Linked DNA regions of Homo sapiens: region 1 is linked to region 2. The links are chromatin loops, found by intact Hi-C in ENCODE. Cell type or tissue: sigmoid colon. All regions are shown on one strand.

Region 1 (8,000 bases), 710 kb before region 2:
TATGTGTTTAGTAATATATTAATATTTTAAAATTTATTTATTTATTTATTTATTTATTTTTCTTTTGAGACGGAGTCTCACTTTGTCACCCAGGCTGGAGTGCAGTGGCGTGATCTCCGCTCACTGCAAGCTCCACCTCCGAGGTTCACACCATTCTCCTGCCTCAGCCTCCCGAGTAGCTGGGACTACAGGCTCCCGCCACCACGCCCGGCTAATTTTTTGTATTTTCGGTAGAGACGGGGTTTCACCATGTTAGCCAGGATGGTCTCCATCTCCTGACCCTGGTGATCCATGTGCCTCAGCCTCCCAAAGTGCTGGGATTACAGGCGTGAGCCACCGCACCCGATTTGTTGTAGGTCTGTTCCTAGGCTTCTTAGGTTGTCATGTGGTTGAAACCAAAAGTGATGGTAGATATTTTTAATACTCACATACAGGTGACATTGCCATGAAGTTAAATCAAAAGTGCTAGTAGCTATTTAACAGTAAGATAAGGTTCCTATTCCAGACCTACAGTTATGAAGTGGACATTTGGGCCATCCAATTATGTTTTTCTGATAAATTTCTAAATAAAGTGTGGGGGTCACACACACACACACGCGCACACACACACACACACATTGAAGGCTTCACAGTTGCTCCATCCAACTTGTCATGCATCAAAATGCAATGGAAATAGGCAGATTCTTAGAGACAGAAAACATCTCTATGGTTGCCAGGGGCTGAGCAAAGAGGGGAATGAATGGCAAGTGACTGCTCACGGGTACAGAGCTTCCTTTTGGGGGTGACACAAATGTTCTGGAAGGAGACAGCAGTGATGGTCCTGCAGCACTGAAAATACACTAAAAGCCTCTGAATTTCACAGTTGAAAATGGTGACTTTGATGTTATGTGAATTTTACCTGAATTTTCAAAGTTTTCATTGGAGATAGAAATAAACATACCGCCAGGCACGGTGGCTCACACCTGTAATCCCAGCACTTTGGGAGGCCAAGGCGGGCGGATCACCTGAGGTCGGGAGTTCGAGACCAGCCTAACCAACATGGAAAAACCCTGTCTCTACTAAAAACACAAAATTAGCTGGGCATGGTGGCTCATGCCTGTAATCCCAGCTACTCGGGAGGCTGAGGCAGGAGAATCGCTTGAACCCAGAAGGCAGAGGTTGCGGTGAGCTGAGATCGTGCCATTGCACTCCAGTCTGGGCAACAAGAGTGAAACTCCGTCTCAAAAAAGAAAAAAAGAAACATATCTTCAGCATGGGTAAAAACTGCACACCGGGGATTAGGAATCTTGAGAATCATTATTTGCCTCTTTTTCTGTCACTCACTGGCTCTTTCTCATCCATGCTCAGGATACGCACCGAGGACTCTTCATCCAGCAGCTCCGACCCACACAGAACCTGCAGCCAAGAATTAAGCTCAAGCTGTTTGGCCACTCGGGATCCGGGAAAACCACCCTTGTAGAATCTCTCAAGTGTGGGCTGCTGAGGAGCTTTTTCAGAAGGCGTCGGCCCAGACTGTCTTCCACCAACTCCAGCAGGTTCCCACCTTCACCCCTGGCTTCTAAGCCCACAGGTAGGAACCTCCATGCTGGCCCCGTCTCTCCAGCAGGTGTTGGCTTCCGCACTCTCTCCTTTCAAGGTCTAGGGGGGAAGGGAGTTGTGTTTGGGTCACTTGGCCTATACTGGACCCTGTGGCCTTAGTGGTTTTCAGGTCCAGGTTGGCTGGTAGCCTTGTGTGTGCTGCCTGTTGTCCAGCAGTAACAGACTGACTTGGCAGTAGCAAAACAAGGGCCTCACTGAAATCACAGCCACAGACACAAAGGTCCATCCTCATAAATGTGCAAACTGCAGAATTTGCACAGTCAGCTTTGGGGACACAGTTGCAAATTGCATTGCATTCTACTCAGGGCTCTGGCCTTAGAGACAAAAAGAGCTCAAACTCAAACAGTCCAAGCATAGCACAGATCCAATAGCAGCCCAAGAAGGGTCCTCAACCCTTATCCTTCTTTCTGGAGTGCTACAGGCAGACCCAGTATTGTAGATACATAGAGCAACAAAAAGGGATTTCCAGGAAGCACCATCCTGCTCAGTTCAAGGTTGGATAGAGGTTTCCAGAGGCTCCTTAGTGGTTTTCAGGGATGGTCTCTCTGGTCACATCCACCCTCCTTGGGAACGTTTGCTGCCTTCCGGGCCTTCCACAGACAGGGTTATTGATTCACATTAGGGGGCTGTCACGAAACACCTGGCAGTGAGCAAGAGAAAATGATGCAATCTTGGGTGTGATTCCAACTGAATCCTCCTTTAGACAGAGCGAGTGAGTTTGTGGAAAGATAAGAGACCTTCCAAGAGTTTCCTAAACCAGGACAGTTTTGTGCTTTGTGCCTTGATTCATTCTCTGTATATGATGTCACAGAAGAGCCAGGTCTGTTCCCCAGGTTGATGCTAAAGTTTGTGTTTCTCTTACGTCCCCTCAGTGAGGGAGGACGCTGGGGAGCATGGGTAGCTGCGGAGAGTTGGCTGAGATTTATATTCCCTTTTCAACTTCTGTTCTCTGAACACAGCTATAGAATTGAAATGAGGAGAAGAAAGAATAACCAAAACAGAGTTATAATTCATATTATTATATTGCTGATACATATGTCAATATTTATAGAGTACTGTGTGCCAGGAACTGGAAGAAATATGGTCTGAAGGACGCCTCATTTAATCCAAGTGACAGCTTCCGAGGTGTTTTTACCGCTATTTCCCTGCAGCCTTGAGGGGTCAGTTGGCTTCTCTGAGGCGCACAGGTGGCAAATCCCAGAACATCTGGTGCCTGAGCCAGTGCTTGTCAATAACACCCTGCATAAGGAATTCACAGGCACACCTTTCCATTTTCCAGTGTGATTTTTTTGTTTTTTGTCTTTGCATATTAAGTTAAATGTTATTACAAAAGAGTCAAAACTTTAAAAAATTTAAAAGTAGATAATGGAAAAAATGTGACAGAAGGTTAAGATTAATTTATTATTAAAGAAAAAAATTTATTTTATTTATTTTTTTTTTTTTTTGAGATGGAGTCTCGCTCTGTTGCCCAGGCTGGAGTGCAGTGGTGTGATCTCGGCTCACTGCAACCTCCGCCTCCTGGGTTCAAGTGATTCTCCTGCCTCAGCCTCCCAGGTGGCTGGGACTACAGGTGCATGCCACCACACCAGGCTAACTTTTGTATTTTTAGTAGAGACGAGGTTTCACCATATTGGCCAGGCTGGTCTCAGACTCCTGACCTTGTGATCCACCTGCCTCGGCCTCCCAAAGTGCTGGGATTACAGGCGTGAGCCACCGCACCTGGCCTCCAGTGTGATTTCTGCTCTAGTTGAGGATTTAAGTGGGGTTCAGTTGCTCCCTTAGAGGGAGGCAGCACGCTCCTGCTGTGGTTAAGGGCACTGCAGCCTGAACCTCTGTGGTTAGGAGGGTGGGATATGAGAGAGAGAGAGAGGTCATGAGCTCATGATCTGGAAAGTTTGCAAGGCCTAAGTGGGTGTGCAGATGATGCCCAGGAGCCCCCATTGTGGAGTCCTGGGAGTCACCTGTGGCTCTGCCCTTGGCCTCAGAGGTGAGGTATCCATGGCCTTGCTTCTCCTCAGTATCTGTGTCTGGTCTTTGCAGCAGGTTCCTGGTGAAGGGTGGCTCTGGGTGACCCTTTTTCTGCACGCCCCACCATGGGGGGAGCATCTTTAGCCAGGGATCGGGGAGGGGGTCCTGGCGCGGGGGCAGAAGCCCCTCTGCATGAGAGCCCTAAGGTGCAGGCACACCAGCTGCTTTCAGCCCAGCCGTGGGGTCTGGGGAGGAGGCAGCTGTCCTGGTCCCTGGGCCCCCACAGTCAGTGCCGCCTGCCCCTGGTGGAGGAAGTGTGCGCTGGTGGTTGCCCCTGAAGCCTGGTGGCTGAGGGATCCCTGGGCAGGAGGCATAGCTCGGCAGCTGGACTTGGAGGTGGATGAGACAGACAAGATGCCCCCATCCCTGGACTGGGCGGGTCACCAGGCACTTGCTGCCCTCACAGCTTGTACATCAGCATCAGACAGCGCCCGGGAAATGCAGAGCAGGGCACAAGCACAGGGCACCGCGAGGGCGGCCTGGGGAGATTGGACTTTGGCAGAGGGTATGTGTGTTGGGGGCCAACGGAGCAGCGTGGCTTTGTTAGACACCCGAGGAACTGCCGCTCCTGAGCATGCCTCCAGGGACTGGGCCTGGTTCCTGAAGCAGCAACACTGTCACCTGCCAGGGGGCACTGCTCGTGCCTGGCAGGCCGTGCTGGGGTCTCTTTCAGGCCAGGGCTCTGGACACCAGTGACCTCTCCTAGAATTGTCAGGCCCTTTTCCCTTCAATGAGAGAGATGCCTACATGGCAACATTTATATCATCAGACAGCAAGAAGTTTGCTTTTAGAATTTTGGCCCTTTTCCACTGCCGTTCTCTTGAGAACGCTGGAGGCCAAGGCTGAGCTCCCAGCCAGGAGACCGGACGGGGTCCCCTCGAAGTTTTCTGTTGCACACATCACTCAGCTGTGGGGACACTGAGGGTTGTGGCTGTTGAGCTGTGGGAAGGAAAACATCCAAGGTCATAGGAGGCATGAATGTCCAGGAAGAGTATTTGAAGAAGCCATTCCTATTCCCGCGGAGAGGAGCCTGCGGGAGGAATTCCCGGTGACCAGGTAAAGTGGGTCTCCTGGGAGCCGTCACGTTACACCGCCAGGGGGCAGTAGCTAACAAAAATGATTTCCTGGGATTTCGGTGCTTCCCCATGAAATTATTGTTTTCATAACACCTTGTACAAAGCCTGTCCTAACCTTTTATCCTCCCAACGAAAACTGTCACCGAGGAGCAGGAATGACTGCCATTTACCAACGTCTGCTCTCATTAAGCACAGGGCCACATGCCACTAAAAGAAGGCTTGTTCCTGACAGGCAGGCACCCAGACACAAATTCCAGGTCACAGGGAAGTGGACAGACCCATTCTTGGGCAACCCAGCAGCTTTTGCAGGCTGGGATTAACAATATGCAGAGAAATACACTAAAATGGCAGCTATGTTGACATCAAGACTTACATCATTTTGCTTTTGTTTTCTATTTACATTCCTATCTGCCAACTTTCCTACAGAAATAGAATATGTGTTGGTGTTTTTAAGAATAAATCTTGCCCTCCTAGTGCCCTTTCTCCTTTCCCTGTACCTAATCCTGCCCTTAGGATCCACTTTTCTTCTCCTCATCCCCTCCGTTGGATACCCCCATTATCCATGTCCAAAGTCTTAACTCTTTGGTCTTTAAGTAAGGGATTACCTTGGTGTTTGGATCGCCTGTTTTAAAGTCAGATACCCAGGTGAAATGGTCACTTCTTTAGTGCCTCGCAATGTCTATTGTATTAATGGTAAACCAATGGTACTGCAGTTAAGATCAATGAATCCCTTCTCCAATGCAATTCGTTCACCAAGTTCTTACAGAGCACTCTCTGTGGGCCCTGGGTCACAGCCCTGACCAGAAAGGCAGCTTCTGCCTGCACAAGCCTGGTGGGAGAGACGGGGAGCAGGGCAGGCCAGTGAGTAACTGAGACAGTGAGGAAGCACAGGCTCTATGCCTAAACGCAGGGGACCCAGACTCTGTTATTCAGCTCCCGTACAACACCCACAAGTTCACCATTGTTTACATAATGTTTCCTTTAAACTGACTCACTTTTTAAAATGTACTAAAATACATTGATTTGAAAATGAAAGTTAATATCCCTATCATAAATGGGAACCCAGTGTCACTGCCATAAGTAAAAATAAATGCAGTGAACAGCAACCAATGTGAATAAAATCCCGCTAAACGCCAATGCCCACACCCTCTTCATTAAAAGGGAAGATGAGCAGGTGTTGAGGAAATGCTAAAATCGGAAGGCCTCAAGTGGAGACTCGCTGCAAGAACAACTGAAAGGCCTTCAAGGGAATTTCAAAAAGGAGTAGCTTTCACAGTGTGTGATTCAGCATTATTTAATGCTATGGCCTGCTACTGTCTGAAATCATTTTCCATTTAACCTGCAATAATAATCTCATGTGCAAGAGAGAGAAGTCGCTCAGTGGGAGCTGGAGGAAGACAGAGACTGCGAGTATCAGCAAAGTAGCAGGAAGTGAGAAGGGAAGAAACCCGACCTCTGCCCTCCCACCCTCTCCACAGCCTCCCGTTGGCTGACCCTAAGCAGAAATCACATGGCAAGCCAGCCTAGAGACACAATCCCTAGGACCAGCCACCCGGGCAACAGGGCGGGGCAGAAAAGGTTGTGGGGAGGTAGAGCAAGCGGAAAAGCCCACAGCCTTGCTGGGAACACTGCTGCCCTGCACGTGTGAGGGCAGACACACTCAGCCTGAAGCCAGAGTTGGGGTGGGGACAGAGGCGTGCTCCAGAAAAGGAAACCTCAGGGCCAGCCTGGGAGGGAGACAGGCACACGCTGCCCCCATCGAGTACTCATGTGATCCTTTCCATCCTGCAGTCTCAGTGAGCATCAACAACCTGTACCCAGGCTGCGAGAACGTGAGTGTGAGGAGCCGCAGCATGATGTTCGAGCCGGGTCTTACCAAAGGGATGCTGGAGGTGTTTGTGGCCCCGACCCACCACCCGCACTGCTCGGCCGATGACCAGTCCACCAAGGCCATCGACATCCAGAACGCTTATTTGAATGGTATGCCCTGCCTGCCCCAAGGGAAGGACCTCAGGTTTCCCTTCAACAGGGTTGTAAGTCATCCCTAAAGGGAGCTTGTCCTGAGCTGTATCTGTCACTTCCAGAAGGAAATCCAACACAGACTGATATTCAGAGTGAGCCAGGACTGAAGCATGGCTGGCTACCATCCCTAAACAGTGAAATTAAACACTGGGGTATTGTCAGCGCCTAGTAAAGCACTTGGCATACAGTAAGTGCTTGATAAATGACTGTGGAGTAAATTAATAATATTTGTACATATTTATGGGGTACGTGTGATATTTCATTGCGTGTATAGAATGTGTATGTAATGATCAAGTCACATTATGTGAGGTGTCCGTCACTTTGAGTTTTTATCATTTCTATGTGTTGGGAACATTTCAAGTCCTCTCTTCTAGCTATTTTGAAAAATACAACGCATTGTTAACTATAGTCACCCTATTCTGCTATTGAACACTGGAATGTATTTCTTCTATCTAACTGCATGTTTGTACCCATTAACCAACCTATCTTCATTCCCCTCTCCACACACACACACAGCCTTCCCAGTCTCTGGTATCTATCATTCTACTCCCTACCTCCATAAAATCAACTTTTTTAGCTCCCACATGTGAATGAGAACATGCAGTATTTATCTTTCTGTGCCTGGGTTATTTGACTTAACATAATGACCTCCAGTTCTATCCATGTTGCTGCAAATGACGTGATTTCATTCTGTTTTATGTCTGTGCATAAATAGTGTTCTGTTATGTGTATACCACGTTTTCTTTATTCATTTGTTCCTTGATGGACACTTAGGTCAATTCCGTATCTTTGCTATTGTGAATAGTGCTGAAGTAAACATGGGCGTGCACGTATCCCTTTGATATACTGATTTCCTTTCCTTTGGAAAAATGCACAGTAGTGGAATTACTAGATCATATGTTAGCTCAATTTTTAGTCTTTTTGAGAAATCTCCATGCTATTTTCCATAATAACTGTACTAATTTATATTTCTACCAACAGTATATAAGAATTCTCTTTTCTCTGCATCATTGCCAGCTTCTGCTATTTTTTTTTTGTCTTTTTAATAATAGCCATTCTGATTGGTGTAAGAGGGTGTCTCACTGTGGTTTTGATTTGCATTTCTTGGATGATTAGTGATATTGAACATTTTTCTCATTTACCTGTTGGCCATTTGTATGTCTTCTTTTAAGAAATTTCTATGCAGGTTCTTGCTCATTTTTGTTTTCCTTTCTTTTTCAACTTGTATTTTAGATTCAGGGGTCCCTGTGCAGATTTGTTACCTGGTCATATTGC
Region 2 (8,000 bases):
GACCAACCCAGTTGTGTTATCTGTCTGGACCAATTCCCTAGCTTGACTTTTTTTAGAGTGTAGTGCAGGGAAATTGTTTTGCTGAATGTCTTCCAACCTGGATTTTTCTTATTTTTTTTTCCAACTTTGATTAGATTCACTTAAACATTTTTGGCAGCTATACATGGGTAATATAAAAACCCATTTGTGACATTCTAATGAGCTAATTAGCAAGGCCTTAGATGCAGCTGAGATATGTACCACTCTAGAGTGTGACCTTTACTGATATAGGGCTGGGTGACATTACTGGACTGTGCATTCTTTTATTTTTAATTTTTTTTTTTTGAGATGGAGTCTCACTCTTGTTGTCCAGGCTGGAGTGCAGTGGTGCAATCTCGGCTCACTGTAACCCCTGCCTCCTGGGTTCAAGCGATTCTCCTGCCTCAGCCTCCTAAATAGCTCGGATTACTGGTGCCTGCCACCACGGCTGGCTAATTTTTATATTTTTAGTAGAAATGGGGTTTCACCACGTTGGCCAGGCTGGTCTAGAACTCCTGACCTCAAGTGATCTGCCTGCCTCGGCCTCCCAAAGTGCTGGGATTACAGGCGTGAGCCATTGCAGCTGGCCGGCCTTTGTTTCATTTTAAAAAATTTTATTTATTTATTGTACAGTTGGGGTCTTGCTATGTTGCCCAGGCTGGTCCTGAACTCCTGGGCTCAAGCCATCCTACCACCTTGGCCTCCCAAAGTGCCGGTATTACAGGCATGAGCCACAATCCTGTGTATTTTTTTTTGAGATGGAGTTTGACTCCGTCACCCAGGCTGGAGTGCAGTGGCACAGTCTCGACTCACTGCAAACCCTGCCTCCTGGGTTCAAGCGATTCTCCTGCCTCAGTCTCTGGAGCAGCTGGGATTACAGGCGTGCACCACCACGCCTCGCTAATTTTTGTATTTTTAGCAGAGATGGGGTTTCACTGTGTTGGCCAGGCTGGTCTCAAACTCCTGACCTCAAGTGATCCACTTGCCTCGGCCTCCCAAAGTGCTGGGATTACAGGTGAGAGCCACTGTTCTTGGCCTTTTTAAAATTTTTTAAAATTTTATTTATTTTAGAGTTGGGGTCTTGCTATGTTGCCCAGGCTGGTCTCAAACTCCTGGGCTCAAGCCATCCTCCAGCCTCAGCCTCCCAAAGTGTTGGGATTACAGGTGTAAACCACAGTCCTGTGTATTCTCAATAGCTCCCAATGAGATCATCACCAGTGGCAAATTTTAAATCAGGGGTTGGGGATGGAGATGAAGGTGGGGCCACATATTTGACTTTGAAGACGTTTTCCGTGAATTTTGGAGGAGTGTGTGTGCTACTGGCATCTAGTGGGTGGAGGCCAGGGATGCTGTCAAACATCCTACAAAGCATGGAACAGACCCCACATGAAAGGATTATCCCATCCCAAAAGCCAACACTGCTGAGGTGGAGAAACCCAGGGATCTCGCCAATGAGATGAAATCTTCCAACCAGCAGACTTCTTGGCACCTACCTTCTTCCCATCCCTCTTTGTTTCGGAGATGACCCCACTGCAAGACATTAAACAGGCCAGGCGCGGTGGCTCACGCCTGTAATCCTAGCACTTCAGGAGGCCGAGGCCAGCGGATTGCTGGAGGCCAGGAGTTTGAGACCGGCCTGGCCAACATGGCGAAACCCCGTCTCTACTAAAAATATTTTTAAAAATTAGCTGGACATGGTGGTGCGCGCCTGTAATCCCAGCTACTCGGGAGGCTGAAATGTGAGGATTGCTTGAACCCAGGAAGCGGAGGTTGCAGTGGGCCGAGATCATGCCACTGCACTGCAGCCTGGGGAACAGAGTGAGACTCCGTCTAAAAAAACAAAAAAGACATTAAACACACAAATGAAAGTGAGTAATTTCTCAACACTTGGTAACTTGTAAGTACAGCGATACACTTTTATATCTCAGTTTTGAAATTAGCTCTCTAGTTGGCCTGTGAACGTCCCATGCCTGCCAAGTGTGTCATCTGAGACAAGCACTTCAATTTGTTTGAGCAGGCATCTATCAATCTTATTTGTTAGAAAAGGTGCCAGTGAAACCCCAAAGAGTATTGCTAACTAATAACTGTGCTGCAGTTTAGAGTGTTCAAGGTGCTTTCCAGTAACATGTTCTGGAATTTGATCTGACAACGCTTTGGGAGGCGGTTTATTACGATGAGGCTGCGCTGTCGCACTCGAGGAACCAGGTCAGTGACCTGCTCCAGGACACGGGACTGGCGGGGAGGGGAGAGCGCCTGGACTCAGCCTCCAAGTCTCGCACTCGACTCTGCAGGAGTAAAAACTATTCTTGATCCTACCTCTCTCCCTTCTGCAAACAAGCAACAAAATGCTGAAAAGGCATCTTAACTGAAACGGAAGTCAAATGAATTCGCGTGCGATCATGGGAATTTTTGGCTCCTAACCTTGCGAGTAGAGCTGGGTGAGTTCCATTTGTGGTGGGGGAGTGGAAACAGGTTTCTGGGCTTGCAGAAGCCACATCCCGTCCCCACACAACCTAGGACAGGCCAGGTACTTGTAGGTGAGGCTCCGGGGCTCCAGCTAACCTGAGCTACCTGGGCTGGGCTTTGTGCGGGGAGGCAGCAAGCGGGGTGAGCCGGCGACGACGCCGGCCTCTACGCAGTGCGGTGGTGAAGACGTCTCTTCCAGGGAGTCACAGGAAGCAAATCCATCCTTTTAAAGGGCTCGCGTCCCGCGGCCCTGAACCGGCGCGCTGGAGCAGTAATGCGACGTTCTCCGAGGTTCAAGGCTCACGGCCCAGCCCTGTGATCCAGTTTCCTCAGTCTTCGCGGTGTGCACCACTCAGGACGACTTGCGGCTTACGTCCAGGACAAAGGGGGCTTGTCCTTTCTTCAACGTCCTACTGCGCAAAAACGAAGCCCTTCTCAGGCTGCCTGCCTTCCAGGAAAAGCTGCGCCCCCTCAGGAACCTGTGCCCCGCGCGCCTGCCGCCGCCCATTCCCGGCGCGCACCTGGCAGTCCCGGGCTCGAGCCCCGCCCTGCCGCCAGCCAGGTGAGAGGGGCCAGGCCCCGCCCTCGCCGGCCCCGCCCCGCCCCACTGCGCCTGCGCAGTCGGCCGTCGGCGCCAGGCGCCGGGGCGGCGCGGCCGTCGCAGTTCGGCGGGCGCAGTGCGCGTGCGCCCTGACTGTTGGGGGGCGGGCGGCGTCCGCGGCGAGGGAGCGGGGGCGGGGAGGCGCCGTCTGGCTCAGGCTGGGGCCGGCGGGAGCGCGAACGAGCGACGGCGGAACCCGTGGGCCTGTGGACTGCAGCCTCGGCGGTCAGCAGGTGAGGCCCGCGCAGGGCGGGCGTGGGTCGTGAGGGAGTGCGGGCTGCGGGCGGGCCAGCGGTGCGGCGGTCTGCCCGGGGGCGCAGGTGAGCGCGGCCCGCGCGGGGCCCGGCGGAGCATTGTCCAGCGGGCGGCGCCCGCATAGCGCCCCCTGCCGGCTGGGCCGCGGCGGGGACCCGGGCTGGGCGGGCCTGGGCCTCGGGGCGGGCGCGCGCTCCTTTGTTCGCCGGCCCCTACTCCTCCGTGCCCCCATCCCCGCCGCCCCCCGCCAACATGGCCGCCACCCTCTCGTCCCCAGTTCCCCGGCCGCCGCCGGCCCCTTAGCGCGCGCTTTGTTTGGAGCCGGGCGGGGAGGCCGGCGGGCAGGGGGCGGCGGCGCTGCGCAGTCGGGCGCGGGGAGGGGGCGCTGCGCCAGAATGCAGGCGGGGAGGGGGAACGTTGCATAATCCCGGGCCGGCGACGGGGGCGGGGCGGGGGGAGGGGCGGGACCCCGGCGCGACGGGTCGGGTCACCCCGGGGACGCGGGCCTGCCCTGGGGCCACCCCTCCCAGGCCCGGGGGATGGCCGCGGACCTTGTAAGTTGCAGGCTCCGCGGTTCGCGGCGCCGGAACGCCCACCGGCCAGTCCTCGCGCCCGCGCAGCCCCTTTCCTGATGCGCCGTCTCTTCGCCGCCCTCCGTGGGGGCGCGGCGAACGGGTTGCGTGCTCTGGAGAGAGACAGGCACTTTTCCTCTCCATCGTGAGTGACCTTGGGTGTATTCGTCAAGGAATGTGTTGAAACGAATTGTGCGATGCGGGAACTGCGCAGCGCCTCGGGTTTGGCTTTCTCGAGCATTTTATTGCATTGATTGTGCGTTCTCGATTTTACAGAGGTTCGTTTTGAGTAATGGCTTCAGTAATGTCATCGTATACGCATTTCAAAGTTTGTTTATGGAATTGTTTTTACATTTATTCTCTTTTTACTTATAATTTTTGAATCAGATTTTGTGTTTTGGAGAGATTTTCCGTACGTGGTGGAAGTGTTTTCACTCATGGTAAATATGGATTGTTTGGCAATTTTATCACGTTAATCACAAAACAATACCAGGAACATTTAAATGTCTTAAAGGATTTCACTCTACATGACTTGTGCCAGAGACGACACACGTACCAAAACGCGATTACCTGTCTTAACTTTTTTTCTATTGGAATTTTCTGGAAGGAATTCCATGCAATCCGAAAGGATTAATGGAGGGTACAGTAATTGCTTTCTACATCGCTTTTGTTAAGCAGTGAAAATTAAACTTGGAGATTTATACCTGGATATACTGAGTTTTTTTTAACACTCTTTTGAAGTGAAATTTTGGAAAGGGCAGGTGAAATGAGGCTTCTTCCAACCTCCCCACTCTCCCCCCTCAGCTTTAGTTAAAAGGCAAACACCAAAATATTGTAGTACCTGGTAATTTACAGAACGTTCGTTATCAGATTTGATAATTATATATTAAGGTTGTAAAGAATGTGTATGCCAGAATTATAGGTAGTAGATCCTAGATTCTTAGGAAAAATAGTTTCTTTATAATCTTTTGAGTAGTGAAATGGTTACTTTTACAATGGTTATGAACTGGGTCAAGGCAAAAGGGCCACTATATGTCTTCAGTCATCTTTCTATGCCTGAAATCCAGGAAACAGTGAAAATGGATGTTCCCTGGAACAGCCATTGCGATGCCATATGTTGGTCATTGGTGTCCTTAAAGTGTATCTCAGATAATTGTGTGTCTCCCTTACTTGTGAACTGAGGGGTCACAATATTGATGTGCCTGATGTGTGCCCCTCTGCATTTCGTGGGTAGTGTCTCAAATTTGGCTATCATATTGATGAGAGTTACTAATTTGGTTTTAGCTGCCAGAGGTTTAGGTGGTTTTCACTTCCAGTGACTTACCTGATTGCACATAGTTACAACGTTACTGGTTGCACTCCTTCATTGCTAGCATCTTTTTTCTAGTATATTCGATATACATTCTTTTGGTTTATCCTTTAAAATATTTGCTGAGATAGCATTTAAATGTTAATGCTGTATTTATATTTGTTGGATGCTTAATTCAATGTGTCTTCTTTCCCTTTCCATGAATGAAAAGAAATTGGAAGAAGAGAATCAACTATTTCGTGCAAGTATTTTGTTCAGTTTAGAAGATGTTATGGTATTGTGAAAACAATATTCTGGAGTTAGACATGGAATCACAATGGCCTTCCAAGTCAGAACAGTCTGGGTTGAAATTGACTCCTTACTGGTCCAAAGCCACATAACTGATTCATCATGCAGCCTTTTTTTAAAAAAAGTTTTTTTTTAAAGCTACTCAAATATGTCAGTTTTATTTTCTCTGTACACACATTTGTTACTGAAAATTGCAAAAACAGCACATTGAAGGTCCTCTTATTGGAGTTCACATTTTTGAAAACCAGAAAATTTAATAATTATGCTCTTGCCAAACTACCCACTGTTTTCTTTATATTCTTGCCCCACAAGTTGCTTTACTTGAACTCTTGGGTTGGGCTTCATCTCACTGACTTCAGGCTTCTAACACACATAGGACACTTAGGACCTACTGGCTCTTTGGGTCACATCAGGGAGGAGAGCTGAAGTATGTTGAAGTTACTCAAATACATTCAAGCTACATAGATCTCTGATAAATTATTGGTGGTATGGTAGAAATGAAAATATACCCAAAAAAATCACAGAACTGTTTATTAAAATTATTGGTATACAGGCTCTTCTAACATAGATTAGCTTTCTCAACCTAATACATAAAATTACCAGCAAGAAAAAAAAAGTACAAGAATGACAGTTTATGGTTGAATTGGCTTGGTGTCATGATTCCCTGTTGTAGCATTCTCAGGCTATCTATGATAACAGAAACTGCAGCCACATTTGAATGGTTCCCTTCTTGATTCATTCTGAACTCTCCCTTTGGCCCAGTGTCTACTAGTTTTTCAAGCCAAGAACATCTGTTGAGTAACAGGTATCTCAATTTTGCCATACTTCCTTTCTGCATAGGTAGCAGCGTTCTTACTTCTACTCCTGAGGCAAGCCATCTCTGATGTCCTGGAAGGTCGTTTCTCTTCTATCCAGTTGTTGGGATGAATCTTCTGGTAGAAGGGAAGGGAATTTGGTACTAGGGTTGAAAGTCACGCTACTGAAGTTCTTTATTGACATCTCTGAGCAGAAGAGAGGCCCGAGTCGTCCTGGGGATTTTCTTCACTGAGCATTTGTGAAGATTCTGGGGTCAAGGTTGGGTTAAACTTTTGTGGTGGGTCCATCCGCGGTCTAGTCAACAGTACTAAGCTCTTCCTGCATCTTTGGGACCCAGCGGGAAGTGATGCCAGCTCTCAAATTGCTACAAGGTATCCTGGAAAGAAATCTATGACCCAGAAAGAGCCTGAAAACCCAAACTCCAGCAAATATTGGTGAAAGAGCCAACCCGCAAAGCCTTTTAAAACCTTGAATTCCTTACCTATAAACTGGGATAAAACCTATGGTGTAAGTCTGTTCTGAGAATTACATGAAATGGATTTATAGAGTTCTCAGTACAGTTCCTGAAATACAGCAGCTGACGCCAGTAGATGTTGATTTCCTTCTCCTTTCTACTTTTGAACTTAGCTGTAGTTATTAGCATTTTTTTAATGTTGAGGTAAACAGTTTCCTTAGTTGTGCATCAGTATTCAGTCCAATTTAATGTTAAATTATGTTTTTACTGGGAGCCTGTTCATGACCTTAAAATTGCCGTAAACCCTTTATAGAACAAGTCGTGTTTGGCTAAATATATAAACACAGATGTATCCTTACAGACTTTATAGTCTGATAGAGGAGATACACATGCATATAATGAGGGAATTCTGTGCTGAAGGTATCTGGGAAGAGAAGGTGATTCCATAGATTATCAGAATGGGAGAAGAAAGACATCTGGATGGAGGGGAAAGCAGGAACAGAGGCATGAGAGGAGTTAAAGAGGCCATCGGGGATTTCAATCCCAGCCAAAAGTTAGCCCCTTGTTACCTGTCTCCTCTCCTCTCCTCTCTTCTCCTTCCTTCCCTCCTTCCTTCCTTCTTTCCTTCCTTCCTTCCTTCCTCCCTCTTTTTCTACCTATCTACCTAGCTACTATTTTCTATCTATCCTCCTTTGTGAGTGTGTTTATGTATAGCAGGGGACGAGAACACCTACCTCATCAGGGGTGAGCTTAAATGAAGTAAAATGTTTCATAGGCTCCTGGTGTACAGTAAATGCCCAGTTGATATTGATGATGATGTCACCACTGCCTACACCACCTGTAGTTTCTTTCCTATGGCTGATCTGTCTAGGGATGAATTTGGGGGCCACCTTTTAAATTCTGCATGTAACATTAAGGTGGTTGGTGTTGAATTTGTAGGCAGAGGGAAACCATTGAAAGCAGGGGCAGGATTGGACCTGTGTTTTAGAACAGTATGAAAGGTGAGTTGGAGGAACCTGCCCATGTAGGATCTTTAATCTCCAGAGTCTAGCCTGTTAGAGAAGCTGGTGAAGTCATTTAAGGCATGGGGTATTGGTCTGAACTCAGAATATTTAATGTTATGTTAAATGTGCTTTTTTTTTTTTTTTTCCTGAAGGGAGGGGAGGAGGAAGAATTTACTCAATGTAAATATTATTTTATCCAAATGGTGAGAGAATACAT

The links. A loop is a pair of places that touch in the nucleus more often than their neighbours do. Peaks named below come from ENCODE experiments on the same cell type or tissue, not always from the same donor. Only the 100,000 strongest peaks of a DNase experiment are listed, where the experiment ranks them.
Region 1: it touches region 2 in a loop (6-fold over the local background); 5 of 110 quality-filtered maps call a loop at or near these places.

Annotation. Positions count from the first base shown.
Region 1 is chr9:87,680,057-87,688,056 of GRCh38, forward strand. DAPK1 (death associated protein kinase 1) reads left to right here. Exons shown (of 26, transcript NM_004938.4): 20 at 1,348-1,570; 21 at 6,495-6,683. Among named protein-coding and RNA genes, the nearest start is that of CTSL, 42 kb to the right of the region's middle. In sigmoid colon, a CTCF peak has its summit at 4,719 (motif pointing right); DNase peaks (open chromatin) are centred at 3,923, 4,697 and 6,298; H3K27ac peaks cover 882 bases.
Region 2 is chr9:88,385,221-88,393,220 of GRCh38, forward strand. It overlaps SPIN1 (spindlin 1), which reads left to right and starts at 3,224. Exons shown (of 6, transcript NM_006717.3): 1 at 3,224-3,318. It overlaps LOC124902204 (a long non-coding RNA gene), which reads right to left and starts at 3,979. Exons shown (of 2, transcript XR_007061652.1): 1 at 3,892-3,979; 2 at 1-2,897. RefSeq lists an enhancer at 2,040-2,899 and a silencer at 2,977-3,876. In sigmoid colon, a CTCF peak has its summit at 3,581; DNase peaks (open chromatin) are centred at 2,631, 3,211, 3,501, 3,971 and 1 weaker place; H3K4me3 peaks cover 2,706 bases; H3K27ac peaks cover 2,142 bases.